Regions from separate parts of the Homo sapiens genome. Here region 1 is linked to region 2. Evidence: read pairs that join two places in POLR2A ChIA-PET (ENCODE). Cell type or tissue: MCF 10A. All regions are shown on one strand. Region 1 holds the start of PRR7 (proline rich 7, synaptic). Region 2 overlaps FAM193B (family with sequence similarity 193 member B).

What was found. Peaks named below come from ENCODE experiments on the same cell type or tissue, not always from the same donor. Only the 100,000 strongest peaks of a DNase experiment are listed, where the experiment ranks them.
Region 1: POLR2A ChIA-PET joins it to region 2 with 11 read pairs; 9 of 35 experiments call an interaction of 5 or more read pairs at or near these places.

The regions. Positions count from the first base shown.
Region 1 is chr5:177,446,056-177,451,055 of GRCh38, reverse strand. It overlaps PRR7 (proline rich 7, synaptic), which reads right to left and starts at 4,242. Exons shown (of 4, transcript NM_030567.5): 1 at 4,096-4,242. It overlaps PRR7-AS1 (PRR7 antisense RNA 1), which reads left to right and starts at 3,112. Exons shown (of 3, transcript NR_038916.1): 1 at 3,112-3,412. RefSeq lists enhancers at 918-1,418, 1,419-1,919, 2,957-3,585 and a silencer at 3,528-4,617. In MCF 10A, no CTCF peak of the experiment used is centred here; DNase peaks (open chromatin) are centred at 1,175, 2,975, 3,865 and 4,285.
Region 2 is chr5:177,543,588-177,548,587 of GRCh38, reverse strand. The region is part of intron 1 of FAM193B (family with sequence similarity 193 member B); the gene reads left to right. Among named protein-coding and RNA genes, the nearest start is that of FAM193B, 8.5 kb to the left of the region's middle. In MCF 10A, no CTCF peak of the experiment used is centred here; DNase peaks (open chromatin) are centred at 2,047 and 2,967.

The DNA.
Region 1 (5,000 bases), 98 kb after region 2:
TTGGCCAGGCCAGCATCGTCTCTCCCCTGGCCCCCATCACCATGCTTGCCACTGTGCTGTGCCCCTGCCCAGCCTAGTCACTCCTCACAACACTACGCTGCCTCAGGAGCCAATCTAGCATTTAACATGGCTTAGATCTGGGCCTCTCAAATTTAAGCAGGCAACAGAACCACGTGGAGGCTGTTAAAACAGTGCTGGGCTCCATTCCCAGTACTGGATTCAGTAGGTCTAGGATGGGGCCCGAGTTTGCATTTTAAACAAATTTCCAGCAGATGCTGGTACTGCAGGGCCAGGGAGCACACTTTGAGAACCACTGACCTAGGTGCTGGCCTCCCGAATGAGCTCCTGCCAAGGCCTCTGGGGCTCACCTGAGCCACCTCACCCCTCAGGGATGGGAAGCCCAATGATGCCAGGATGTTCCGGGGTGGCCAGGGCCGAGCACCATCGGCCTTACCAGCTGGCACCCAGTAATTGGCTCAAGAACCACCTATGGAAGGAGATGCTGGAGGGCTCGTTACCTGGTTGGTCTTTTAGCTGTGGGACCGGGGGAGTACCTCAAGGGCTGGCTCTGTGTCCAATTCATTCCTGGGAAATGTCAGCCATTCACCAAAACGTCACTCAGAGAAGAGCCATCACCCAGCCCCCGCCTGGCAGGGCAGTTCATAAGCAAGTGGAGACCCCATGTGTCTACGTGAATCAAAGGAAAAGGCTGTACGGAGGCACACACCAGGGCTCTGGGGGGTGGGGATGGAAAATCCCGGGCAGCAGGGGCACTGGGTCACACCTGGACTTGAGGCTAGAGCTGCTGGTCTTCAAGGGAAGGGACAGGAACTCAGAGCAGGGGGTGAGGGCTGGGGGGCAGGACAGACTGACAGCCTGTCCTGTGTGCCTTGCATACGCCAGGCCCACTACTGGTCTCTATGCTAGTTATCTAAGGAAAACTCAGGAGGTGGCTGCTGTTCTCTCTACAGACAAGGATGTAGGCTCAAGGAGTGGGTCCAGCTCAGGTCTCCATAGCCAGGTGGTGTGAAGCCCGGGTGATGACAAAGTCCTCGGTCCCGGCAGCAAGGGCATTTCAGGGAGCCACTGGTGACACCCTTACACCCTTCCCACATCAACACAGAGGAACTGAGGCCAGAGAGGACTTGACAGGACTTGTCTCCACTCCCAGTCAGCCAGGCTTGGAGCTGGCCAGAACCGCCCTCCGCCTAGGCCAGGGTACTGAGTGGCAAGCACCCTTGCTTGCAGGTAGATGACCTAACCCTGACACCAAGCCAGGAACCCAGGGCTTGGGAAACTACAAATAAGACCACAGAGACTGAGGCCTCGGTGGGCTTGTAGGTGGAGAGCCCTCCCTCAGGCCAGTGTCTACTGCGCTCAGCTCCGGCCCTCCTCAGGGCAGGGTTTTCAGAGACCAGGTTCCTCCTCTGAAACCTCAGCCTGTGGCTCTCTGTGCCTTCATCCCCGCAGCTGGCATGGAAATAATGATCTGACCTCCCAGGGGAGGCGGCCCCACGGGCGTGATGGTGACACCCTGTGGGGGGCAGCCTGGGTAACATGCAGAGTGCCGAGGGGTAGGCCTGAGCTCAAATCTGGCTTCTGCCCTCACCGAGCCATGTGATCCCATCCTGGCTACTCCCATACCTGAGCTGGAGTTTCTTCAGCAGTAGGACCAGGGTGCCGAGGGGACAACAGAACTCCCTCTGATGAGGGATCACCCTGCAGCCTCAAGAGGCTCAAATGCAGAAAGCAGCCCCTGGTGTCACAGTGTACACAGCCTGGAGGCGGCCCAGCAAAACCTGCGGTCCCTTTCCCACGGACCAGAGGTCTCAGACACAGGACCCTTAGGTTGGACACAGTTCTCAGACATGTTTTAAAAACAATCCATGTTCACAATCCATTTTTAAAAACATTCTGATTAATTGCCAACATTTAAAAATCCAGGAGATTTTATATAAAGGTCTGGATTTCTGGTTCATCTTGAAAATTGGACAGTCAGGTCATACCAAGTCCACATTTCACACAGTGACAAAGATTGGAGCTGAGCGGCTCCCTGGCCCGCCTCACTCATTCCATTTCCCCCCTGATCCTTGGAAGCATGTGGGTTTCCAATGCCTGGAGCTAGACTGAGCACCCACAGGCTGCAGCAGTGCATGGACCCATCTTTGCTAAATTTTCTCTCCCACAGCCAAGACTGCAAGCTGAGCAGGCCATGGAGCCCATGAGCCGAGGACCAGGGCTTGGGGTTTTCCCAGGGGACTGAGGCAGCCCTTTGCTGCTTGGTCTCACCGGAGAAAATGGAGGGAGGGAGGAAGTGAAGAAGGGAGGGAGAAAGCTGGCCCCATCCTATAATGCATCTGGGGGAGCAAGAATGTGGCTGATTTAGCTGGAAGAAGGAAAAATGTACCAAGACCCGAAAGACAGGGAATGTCCTCACTGGAGGAAAGTGAAGGAAGAAGGCTCTACAGTTCTTCTCCTGGGTTACAAGAGAAGTTAGCTAGCAGGCAGAGAGGAGCTTTGCCCCCAGAGAAGCCTGCAGTGTAGACTCAGCTCTGCCACTTACTGGTAGTGTGACCTTGGGCAAGTCACTCACCTCCCTGAGCCTCCCTTTAGAGTCTTCATCTCTAAAATGGGGATAATAAACTTACCTTGCGCAACTGTTGTAAAAAAAAATTAGGAGATAATGGATGCAGAGCACTCAACACAGGTCTCACAGAGCAGGAAGGGAATGAAAGGCACCCGTGAGTAATTCCCCAGGCGCCCCTGCCTGCAGGAGACTCAGGCCTGACCTCCAGGGCACCACCCATCTAAGGGCATCTTATGCCAAGGCCTCCAATGCCCCAGATGCCAGTCACCTCTAGGATGCCTCCCCGGATGGGAAAGGAAACCCAAGGACGGTTGTGGTCGCTGGGATCCTGGATCTGAAGCCCGCGGTCGGGGCTGGCATCTGCTGAGTCAGGCCTGGGAGAGCTGGCAGGAGGGCCATTTCTCTCTCCAGCATGATGCCCGCTGAGGGGAGGTTGGGAGGGGAGCCAGAGGTCATTTCCTCTGAGTCAGAGGCCATTCTCCTCCCAGAGGAGCTCCCCTGGCGGACCAGGCACCTCCATGTGGCGCGTGCCTCCCTGCCGGCCAACCTGCATGCTACTCAGTACAGTTGGGGCATTGTGCTCAGACAAGAAAGGGGCACTTGTGATCCAGACAATGGGCTGGGTCGCTCCCATTTGGCCTGGGCTTCAGCTTCCCTGGGTCAGCAATATCCTTTCCTCTGCTCCTGCCCACTCTGCTTCCACCCCTCCCTGGAGAATGGTGGCTAGGAACACGGAGCAGAGACTCACCGCGGGCCCATGCCCGGTTTGGCACGTGCCTCGGCCGTGAGGAGGAGGAGGGATGCAAGCTTCGCTCCTCTACCCTGGTAAGAAACGTCGCCCCTGGGGAACCCAGCTCGGCTCAGGCCATGTCCAGGGCCGGCGCGATTAGGTGGTGGCGGCGGTGGGTGGGTGGGTGGGGGGTCTATGGGCAAAGACCCCAGCGCCAGCCTCCATGCCTCCTCCTCCCGTGACAAGCCCAGGGGCTGGGCCGCCCCCACGTTTGCAGCCACCCCAGGAGCCCTGCTGCGACGACTGCAGCCACGTGGGAGCCAGCTCGTGCCCACGGCCGTTCGCCCCCACCCCCACCCTCGACGGGCTGTGGAGGCAGGCACACCCAGCCGGGCCAGAGGGGCGACATGCCCCCGCCGCGCACCCCTCTCCCCCTGCACCCCCGGGCTGTGGGCCCGCGTCGGGGGAGGGGGGAGGGAGGGGGAGGGGGCGTCGCCGCCCCGCAGTCGTGTTGCCGGGGAGCGCAACCCCGTTGCTGTGGCAACCGTTTCCAAGCGAACTGGTGGCGGCTCGCGCCCCGTTCCGGCTCCCTCGCTCACTGGCGCTCTCCCTCCCTCCGGTGTGGACTGGGGGAGGGGCTGCTCGCGGCCCGGGCGGGGGACCGGGGCGGCGACCCGGGGCCAGGGCGCTGAGCCGCCCGCGGGGAAGGGCTCAGTCCTGGGACCATCTTCCGCCCGCGCTCCGTGCCCGCCCGGCCCGCAGCCGCCGCGGTACTCACGGGCCCAGGCATCCTCCTCGAGCTCGTTCTCCTGGCTCGGGGCGAGCAGCGCGGGCCCAGCGGACAGAGCCCCGGGCCTGCGGGGGGAGGCGGCGGCGGCCCGGGGGAGCAGACAGTGGCAGCGAAAGCGGCTCCGAGCGCTGGGCTGGAGGCGCGGGGCGCGCGCACGGGCGCGTACACGGCGGGTGCTGAGCCCGGCGTGCGCGCGCGCGGCAGCCGGCAGAGGGCCCCGCACCCCCAGCCACACGCCGCGAGGAGGCTGCCCCCGGAGGGAAGGAGGGGGAGGACGGTCACCCACCTGCGGCGCCGAGACCCGGTTCTCCAGCCCGCCGGGCTCACACCCGCCAGGGCACCCTCACAGGGGAGGCACACGCCGGCCGACCCGGTCCACACTCCAGGCTGGAGCCCAGGCCACACCGGTCGTGCACGCTGGATGCACAGCCAGGCAGCTGAGGTCGAGAACCCGGACGCGCACACAGCTCAGCTCGGAGAGCACACACATGTCCAGGTCCCCGTCACATCCTGACAGGCGCTGCGCACACGCAGTGGGCAGGGGCCCCCGAGCAGGCAGGCACCCCAACGTGGCTCCCTCCCAACTCACGACCCCTCTCGCTAGGTGCCCAGCAGGCGTACACCACCACATGCCTACTAGGAAGCCACGGGGAGGAGGACCTAGTGCCGAACCCACAGCCCTGGCCTCCGTGGACATGCCTCCCCCCTACCCCAGCAGGGAACAGATGACCCCTAGAGAGCGCCCCACTGTCTACCCCGAGGTCCAAGCTTGCAGAGGCCACTCTGAAGTTGGCTGTCCATCGGCCTCTTAACTGGGCTGTTTTTCGTCCAACTTCTCTACTGCACTTAAGATGATTTGCCAAAAACCCCTCCACCACCATATTAGCTGGAAC
Region 2 (5,000 bases):
ATGTGACTGGGTCTGGGAGCTGCTGAATTGAGGGTGCCAGGGGGATCTTTGAGGAGACCTAGGGTATTCTTCAAACAGTGGGTTTCCCAGGGAGGAGCTTTTCCATAAACAAGAACAGAAACAACCTTAGTTTAAAACAGAACAAAAAACCTTCCCCCAGTTCTGATCTATTAATGATATTTGCCAACTTCCATTGTGTATAATCTTCCATTGTGTATCCAAACACTTACCTGTGCCTACTCTGTGCTACAGCTTCTGCTGAATGACTGCAATACAGTGACTTGTGGGACACAGGCTCTGCCCTTGAAAAGCTCACAGTATTGTGGAAAGGACAGATTTCAACCACTAGAATATATATGATAAGCTCTATTCTAGAGATACGTTTTTAAACAAAAGAGTGTTAGGATATCCTAGAGCAAAGCCAAGTTCATTCTTCCTGTGGACTTAAGAGGATGTAACACCCAGATCGAGCCTAAAAAAAAGAGAAGAAAAAGGCAGAAGGAACAGCATATGGGAAGGTGTGACTACTTTATGTATTTGGTCCTTCTTGGCAGGATGTGCAGAAGCAGAGAAGGACTGAGGAGAGGCATGCTATGTCTTGGGAAGGGCCCTGTGTGTGTGCCTTCGGTTCTGTGCCTGTGAGCCTGCCTTCATCCTTCAGACTCTGGGTGGCTCCCAGCACAGCAGCTGCATGGTTGTGCAGCCTGTGGGCCAACATGCTGCAGTCCATCTCCCCTTCATTCTCCACCAAAGGCCCTTAGCTCCCTTTATTATTTCCCCCTCCATGCTTAGGATGCTTAGCACAAGTGGTAGCTACGAGTAGATCTATCTACTGTGAAAAATGATGTAGGGAAACTAAAGCAGAAAGAAGGGGCTGGTGGAACTGCAAACACTGAAGGTTTTATTAGGAAGTTATAGCCAGAAAACAAGGAGCTGGGGGTTCAAAGAGGCCTTGAAGTCACTTGTCTAGTCCTTCTGTCCTTTGCTTCAAGAAATAAATTTGGGGCCGGGCGCGGTGGCTCACGCCTGTAATCCCAGCACTTTGGGAGGCCGAGACGGGAGGATCACGAGGTCAGGAGATCGAGACCATCCTGGCTAACACGGTGAAACCCCGTCTCTACTAAAAAATACAAAAATTAGCCGGGCATGGTGGCGCGTGCCTGTAGTCCCAGCTACACAGGAGGCTGAGGCAGGAGAATGGCGTGAACCCGGGAGGCGGAGCTTGCAGTGAGTCGAGATCGCGCCACTGCACTCCAGCCTGGGCGACAGAGCGAAACTCCGTCTCAAAAAAAAAAAAAAAAGAAATAAATTTGGTTTGGGCAAGTCTCACTTAGTAAGTTTCCCTGTCATTTCTTCCAGGGCAGAAGAGGAAAGAAACTAACGGGTATTGAGCACCTACTTTGTGCCAGGCCCAGGCCAGGTACTTTACATAATTTATTTCCTTCTGTCCTCACAACTCTGTAAAATATGGTTTTATTCCCATTTCATAAATGAGGAAATTGAGGCTCAAAGAAATTGAGTAATATTCCAAGATCATATTGAAAATGGCAACTGGGATTTGAACTCACAACTGTGTGTCTCGTCCCCAAAATTCATGCTCTTCCTCCTCCATGAGTAACGTGTGCTGGGGTTAGAGTAGCAGAGTGGCAGTTTGACCTGAGGATTCAGGTAAATCTGCGGCTTGGGCCCTCCTTGTGGCTCATTGCACCCAGGAGGCAGTTCAGCGGATGAGCTAGCCTTGTGGGGATATTAAAACAGAAAGTTTTAGGGTTAAGGTCACTAGGATCAGAGAGACTCACTCCCAACCGAGCTTGTACAACCAGAAAGGATTCTCCACTGACTAGTCTCGTAGTGTGAAACAGCTGTTCTACCTCCTGGAAGGGCCTGAGCCCACAGCCTGCATGGAAGTTTGGGTAACAGCTCCAGGGCACTGAGGTGGGGTTGTGTCAGCTCTCTTAGAATTAACTGCAGCTCTGATTGTCAGCATTAGAATAGTCTGAGATTCTTCTCACTGATTGCCCTCTCATCAGTGGCTCAGAGTGACTCATAGCATGTTGGGAAATGCACTGTTTTGGCTCTGTTTTAAATTCTGCCTTTGTGTTGAACAGCTGAGACATGAGCCAGATGGGCTTTAAGCTTTCATTTATTTATTCAGTGAATGCCTGCAATGTGTCAGGCCCAAGCCAAGCCTAGGTTCCTGGGCATACTTAAATGACCAAGGTCCACACACTGCCCCCAGAGGGCTCACATTCTACCAGGAATTTAGGAACAGACAGAATACATCTGTGGCACATTTTGATGATGCTATACTAAATAGAATCAGTTGTGCTTAGCTTGACCAGCAAGAGCTTCATTGACCTTTGACCAGAATCTTAGGGAATGAATAGGAATTGTCAAGGGTAGATGTTTCCCGGCACTTAGCACAATTGGCAGGAGACAGGGACTCTGACAATGTTGAATGAGGGAATAAATGGGTGAATGGAAGAGTGACTGATGATAACTATGACAATGAGTTTTTCTAGGCTGAGGATTAATCATTTTCTCTGCTTCTGAAAGGGAATTTTAGCTGCTGGTGTTGTCCTCTGCCTGCCTTGGTGACAGAGAGGCTCTTGGAGTTGGGTGCCTTGAGAGTAGAGTGCTCTAATGGGCCATTTCAAAATAGAATTTGGGACCTGTTGCAGGGCAGCTGGTTAGATACAGCATGTGTCTTGGGGCAATCCTGTACGAACATACACAAACTCTGGAGATGAAAAAGAATCCATGGGATGAATGAGGCCACGCTGAGTGCTGGAAATTCAATCCAGCTTCAGAGTAGTCCTTGACAGCTGTCTGGTCTGGCAATGGGTTATTCCCAAATTGTGGACAGAAAGGCCAAGCTAGAAAATTGAGTCATGCCCCCAGAGAGCTATCTTTTTTTTTTTTTTTTTTTGAGACAGGCTCTCACTGTTACCCAGTTTGGAGTACAATGGTGCAATCTTGGCTCACTGCAACCTCCGTCACTTGGGCTTGAGCAATCCTCCAACCTCAGGAGACCTTATATATTCCTAAAAATTATTGAGGAACCCAAAGAGCTTTTGTTTGTGTTGTTTATATCTATTGATACTTACCAAATTAAATATTAAAGCTGAGAAAGCTTTAAAATATTTTGTCACTAATTTATTTAAGAAAGACAATATTAAAGCTATCTTGTTAACATAACAATTTTTAATGAAAACTATATTTTCCAAAACAAAATTAGAAGAATGGCCAGGTGTGGTGGCTCATGCCTGTAATGCCAGCACTTTGAGAGGCTGAGGCAGGCGGATCACTTGAGGTCAGGAGTTCAAGACCGGCATGGCCAACATGGTGAAACCCTGTCTCTACTAAAAATATAAAAATTAGTCAGGCGTATTGGCAGGCGCCTGTAATCCTAGCCACTTGGGAGGCTGAGGCAGGAGAACCGCTTGAACATGGGAGGTGGAGGTTGCAGTGAGCTGAGATCATGCCACTGCACTCCAGCCTGGATGACAGAGCGAGATTTCATCTTAAAAAAAAAATTAGAAGAATGGTCTTCTTTTCATTTTTGCAAATTTCTTTTCATCTGGCTTAATAGACTAAAGCTGGCTTCTCATATATGCTTCTGTATTCAGTCTTTTGCAATACATTGTTTTGGTTGAAGTATATGAAAAAAAATCCAACCTCACACAAATATGTAAGTGAGAAAGGGAGGAATGTTTCAGTAGCCTTTCCAAATAATTTCCATTATTGAATTTGAGCCCATATCAGTGAAGTCTTCATACTCATTTACACTAAAATCTATTGGTCGAGCCAGTGCTTTGAATCCATCATGCTTTGGTCATTTGGAAAATAGGCTCACTGGATTTTGCACATCTTCCAAATGTTTTCCATTTCATTTTACAATGCCAAAAGATAACATTTGTTAATATCACCACCAATTTCATCAGAAAAGTCTTCAAGTATTTGGAAGCTGTCAAACTCATGGTGGTAGATGCAAGTTTCAGAATTTTAATTTTCACTTGAAAGCTTGCATTTTATATCATTGCCCACAAATACTGTCAGTTGTTTTCCTTGAAGTGACAGGCTCATTTTATTCATTGTTCATTTTTTTGAGAAAATGTCTGCCAATACCCAAGTCTAAATAGTAAGTCATTCTTTCAGTTAAAAAATGGTGTTCCATGAAAAAAAGTGGCTTCCTCTTCCTTTGATTTTATCTCTCTTTTATCCAGGAAAAACTAGAATGCCCTAACTTAATGCTTCTCAGGCCAAGACAAAAAAGTCTTGGGCCTGATCTGGTAAGGGAGCAGAGATAATGGTTTTAATGGCTACAGATGCCAGCCCCCTAGGCCCTAGAGTGCACCTAGAGCTCACTTGGCCCCTTCACTGCTCTGGGGATGTGCATGCTACAGCATGGATCCCTTGTGAGTAATCTCACACTCTCCAGAGATTCTGGTTATGCTTAGAGTGAAGAAAAATTATCTTGGAGCTTTTTTGAGGAGATCCCAAATCAGTAGAACCCCCAGAACTTTTCTTCCCTCATCTTTTGCCTAAGGCTAGACCTGCATCCTCAGAGGCTCTGAAATTTAAACTGAGGTGAGCAGGAACAATGGGCTGCTGCCCAGGGCTGCTGGATTCAAGAATCAGTTCCATCAGCCTTTGTGATGAAGAAAAATGGTTGGAGTTTTCATTCATTGGATGAACATTTACTGATCTCTTCTTTGTGTAGGAATACTGTGCCAGGTGCTAAAAGTACAGCTTGGGAGCAGCTGATTGAAAGTCTGGGTTGACCGACTTTTCAGGGCATAAGGGGTCATGAATGCCAGAATTTGGGAAATGGCAGCAGATCACAGTCAAAGGGAACTCTGAACCAAGAGCTGTTCTCTGCCAAAGCAAAAATTTGAAGGAACCAGTGGCATTACTGACTATAAATATAACATCTCTAGGGCTTGGGATTCTTATCACCCTCTAGCAATTAAAGTGGAGATGAAAGTAGCAGAGGAAAG